Linked DNA regions of Homo sapiens: region 1 is linked to region 2. Evidence: chromatin loops called from intact Hi-C (ENCODE). Cell type or tissue: PC-9. All regions are shown on one strand.

Region 1 (2,500 bases), 360 kb after region 2:
CTCCTATTTATCAGACCAGGATCTGATATATTTTGAATGTCTTATAAAATATCTATATTGTTCTTGTAAAATGTCTATCTATATTGTTCTTATATCTGAGGTTTTACCTGGGGTTCCCTGCCTTTAAACGTTATTTACATATGGAATATTTTCATTTTTCTCTTCAAAGTTAAACTGTACTTTGGAAAAGAGCTCACTCTCTATAATCATTACTGCACTTCTCAAAACTGCCACCTTTTCTTCAGGAATATAGAAGTGGGAAATGATTCTGTAAAATTTCAAGGAAAGAGTGGTGGGACAGTAATGGGGAAATAACCTCTTTCCCTTGGTAAAATGTGTAATATATCTTTTAAAGGCAGGAAACTTGACTTGTGAAGTGATGGTAGAATTTAAACTGCATGCAAAGCCAAGGCTCTTTAAAAGAACGTGAATTAAGTCAACTATGTAGTTTAGCTCTTGGGTGATTTTTTTGTTGTTATTGCTGTGTGTGTGTTTTTTTTTTTGTTTGTTTGTTTTTTGTTTTGTTTTGTTTTTTTAAATAGAGTGAAGAGTTTTATTCTTCTATAGCCTCTGAATAATGGAAAGACTTCCTGGTGCCTGAATTTTAAAGACCATTATTGTAGTCTATAATTGTATTGTACTTTGGAACTAGAGAGTACTGTAGAAACCTAGTCCAAATGCCTTACTTTACAGACATGGAAACTTAGTTGCAGAGAAGTAGCAGTACTTGCTTGGTGAAGAGCACGTAGCTACTTGGAGTTAAGGTGACAATTGTCATGGCTCACCCCTCACTCTAGGTTTTGTGGTCCTAAAGAGTTAAAGGAAAATAATTTCTGACTCAGATACTCCTCATTCCAGTTAGTAGCAATCTTGAGTTAGTAGCATTTATTTTGTGTTAAAAATAAATTGGAAGTGAGTTGACAGGAATGATAAAGTTTCATTGGGGGAAAATTAGGATTATTCAAAGGAAGCTCCAACTAGTCAGAGGAAGCAACCAGTAAAAGCAGGATCTTGGTCATTGGCCTCGTCACAGATTTGTCTGCACTTTGACGTTTTTTTTTTTTCTTTTTTAACAGAACAGTTTATTGTTAATACATCTCTCCTTTTATTGGAATTCCTCTTACATGAATGGATTTTGTTTTGTTTGTTTAAATAGAGTAAGTGTTGATCATGGCTCTATCCCTTTCTTTTCATCTTAGTTCCTCCTTCAGTTTATATTCTCTGCTCTCTGTCACCCTAAATTTATTCATTAAATTTAGTCTCTGCTTTCTGTTGTCCCTGTGTGTGAGCCTTTGCTTTTCATGTCTATATTTCAGTGAAATTGGGACCTGTTAATTTTCTGACACCTGTAGATTTAAATCCAGTGACTTACAAAACAAACTCAGCAATTTTGGAATGAGAGGACATCTGTGCATTTTGCATTATTTTTTATTGTGAACATGGGAAGGTTATGTATGCACATTAGAGAGTCAAATTTCAAAAATTAAGTACTGGATTTGCTTCATTTAATTGCTTTATAAAATTGAACTAACATTGTAAATCATTAAAGTGAGAATATTTTTTCCCGAAGGCTCTCTCAAACTCTCAAGTAGGACATTACTTTGTAATTTTTATAGTAGTTAATGGTTTCCATTTCAGTATTGCTATTATGTGCTAAGAAACCTGTGTTTGATGTAGGGACCTAGTATTAATGAGGCCCAAGTTAGTGGTTTGATTTATATATGAAATAATTTAGAAGGAGAAATGCTCTCTATCACCATACTTAATATTATCTTTTATTGTAGTATTGGCCTTGTGCCAACACTTGATTCGGAGATTAGTCAAAGGTCAGAGGTGATCATACTTGACGGTTTAGATTCTTTTGGAAGCTAAGAAAGCAAACTGTGCCAGGCCCGCCCTGAGACCACTTAAATTTAAGTGAGGGCCAGGGTATTGGTGTTTTTAAAAGTGCTGCAAGTTATGTCAGGTTGGATAATATTGGATACATTAGGTTAAGTCACTGAATTTGTCGATAGTTGGCTTTGAGCCTTCTACTACTTTGGGCCCAAGTGGGTATTCTAATGGCTGGTTTTACATACTCCTTGGATTCTAGAATCCTGTGATATTGGAAATCTCTCTTTAAGTAAATGCTGACAAACTGGTTAGAATTAAATGGGGAGGGTTTGGGATGGAGTCCTGGATAATTCAGCGTCGCCAATTGTCAGTGTTGGAAAACCAGCATGCAGAATATAGTAGAACTGCATTTAAATTAACCATACATCAACAGATATTTATTAAGGGCCTACCATATACCAGGCATGGGGTTAGAAAAGTCAACAGAGTAGTAGATTATTCTTCGCTTATGGAGTTTACATCCTTAAAGAAGGTGGCACATAGAGACCAAGGTACTATAATATAGTAGGTCCAACCCAGCTAGCTTCCCTGCAGTGCTGGGGCTGCTGAGCATCAAACGAGAAGTTTGCTTGGTGTTGGGAGCCTGTTTCTATGAAGATATCTATCT
Region 2 (2,500 bases):
ACTCTACTGATCCCACTACTGTGTCCAAAATGCCACTGTTAGAATCATTCATTTGAAATTACATCAGTATCTTCAGAAAATTCCTGGTAATTGTGCATTTCCCACCTCATGTTTAGGTGCTTTGGGGGCACTTATGCATGTGTGCTGTGTAACTGATATGCAGTTTTGTGGTTGGGTAGCCAATTCGGCACAACCTAAAGTTTAGGAATGTATTCATATATTCTGGTGTCTGGCAGCCTCAGTTCAGATCCTGCTTCTGGCATTCCATTTACATTACTGTGCCTCAGTTTCTTCACCTCGAAAATGAAGATGCGAAGCCTCTGTGCTTAGCAAATAAACATTTCATAACTGAGATTATTATCTTTATAATCTGGATGAATGAAATAAAAGATCAATGGGAACACTTTCAAAACAAGGAAAAAGTATAAGGGCAGAGGTAACTGTTTTTAAATGAAAGCAAAAACAGTTCAAGACTGTTGGAGAGAATTGTGATCTCTTTTAGAGCCATATTATGTGTGAAATAATCCAGCTAAGAAGAAATAGGGACAGAGTGAGACACCAGCTTCCTGACAAAATTATTAAACTTACCTTCAAAACAACTGCAGAGCAAATCTATGAACTAGTGATTTCTACTATGCAAATTCTTTGCATCATTATACATGGAAATATTCTTTCAACCAGACACTCACACACACGCCAAACAAAAAAGCATGAACAAACATTATATATTTCAGCATACACTTTTTATCTAAAATTTCATTCTCAGCTAACTTTTATAAGCCCATAGTCTGATATGCATAATCATTAAGTCCTCCCATTTCATTTTATGAAGACATTTGTACTATTTTCTTAAGTAAACTCAGTATCATATCTATAATACAGGTTATTAAATTAAAAATGCATTTTTAAATTTAATGGTTTCAAATAATACCCTATAAATAATACTCTAAAATGCTTATTTTTTTTAGTCCTACCTCAAGCTGAATAAATTTTTATTCTCAGAATATTTTTGCCCCCCAAAAGCTCAACATCATTTCCTCATTCATAAAATTTTGTTACAAATTTGGGCTTCAGGACAGGGCAAGGACAAAAAGCAACATTACTAGCACTCTTAGAGCCAAAGTCTTTTGCTTTTCTTTACAAAATTCCTTACTTTCTTTGGAGATTAATGGGCTGTCAGTGGGTTCTGGACAATGACTAAAACTTTAAAATAAGGAAGGGTGACCCCTAGCGTTGGCCTTTAGAAACCAAATTCATGCAAAGTTTCAACAATGTGGGGAAGAATTCAATAACATGCATTATTTTAAAAAGTCAAAATACTGAATTTATTTACCTTAATTGCCTTTAGACACATAAATCGCTATTATTTAAGATATCATTCAAATGCTTTAAGAGAATCTTTCAAATGACAACAATTCCTCCCACAGAAACTCCCCTTCACTGATGAAAAGTGTACAAATCAAAAATGAATAACATAAAAGGAAAAGGCACAAGATTTGCTTGAGTGAGCAAAGAGAAAACTAGTCAAGGAAAAAAAATAAAGGCTAAATATTAACTCCACATTGTACTGAAGATGACAATTCATACTTAAGCCGCAGCATTAGACTTCTGTGAAGTATTTAGTAAGGAAATCTTGAGAGAATCATTTACTTCCTTACTAGTTTTTGCCTCAAAAAATTTACCTTCACAAGCTCAAGGTCATTAGTCCTGCAGAAGCAGGAAAATAGTTCAGCTTAAACACCTGTCACTTGTGACAAAATGAATGAAATGAGAGGTCAAAAGTGACTTACTGCATCATTTGAACTCATTGTCACTCAACAAGAGGAGATTTTGGCAAAAAGCGCACATGCTAGGACAGGGAAATCTTACATTTGAAGGGAAATTCTTCCTGGAGAAAAAAAATATACAGTATGTAGGAAAGCCCTGACATTCTTTCTTAATAAGTTTTATTGCCATTATTTACTAAATCTCTTGACTGGAGCTGGCTTGGCACCAGCACAGAGCTAAGCAAAAATTAGACGTTTCATGCTCCCCTTTTGAGTCTCAGGTGCCAAAGTGGCATAAGAGACGCTTAGGCAAAGTTTGTGCTGAGGACAGCTCTGCCACTTCCTTGTACTTGTACGGACATGAGAAGAAACAGTACAGAATGATGAGGGAATTAAGCATGAGAAGGAATTGGAATATGGCGATGAAACTGCCAATTTAATATGGTAGGTGGAATTTAAAAGGACAATAGAAATTTTATATTAACAATAACTGAAGACACATCATCCATCATCCATACAACACGGTTAGTTCTTAGGATTTGAATTTATTTTCTCACTGTTCTACTGCTTCCATGAAAAGAGAGCCTTTTGCTTGGTGAGATCTTTACAGTTGGTATCTTATGCTTTCTAAGTGCCAGTTCTACCAGCAAACATTTTGTGTTAGTCATTTAAACCCTCCAAAGTCCCTGAATTTGGTTGCAAGTAGATTTTTCTATTTATTTTTCTCCTATATC

What was found. Hi-C counts contacts between places; a loop is a spot of excess contacts. Peaks named below come from ENCODE experiments on the same cell type or tissue, not always from the same donor. Only the 100,000 strongest peaks of a DNase experiment are listed, where the experiment ranks them.
Region 1: it touches region 2 in a loop (3-fold over the local background); 2 of 110 quality-filtered maps call a loop at or near these places.

Annotation. Positions count from the first base shown.
Region 1 is chr6:128,366,954-128,369,453 of GRCh38, reverse strand. The region is part of intron 2 of PTPRK (protein tyrosine phosphatase receptor type K); the gene reads left to right. Among named protein-coding and RNA genes, the nearest start is that of PTPRK, 150 kb to the left of the region's middle. In PC-9, no CTCF peak of the experiment used is centred here; a DNase peak (open chromatin) is centred at 1,133.
Region 2 is chr6:128,724,548-128,727,047 of GRCh38, reverse strand. No RefSeq gene overlaps it. Among named protein-coding and RNA genes, the nearest start is that of LAMA2, 160 kb to the left of the region's middle. In PC-9, CTCF peaks have their summits at 1,021 and 1,223 (motif pointing left); a DNase peak (open chromatin) is centred at 1,207.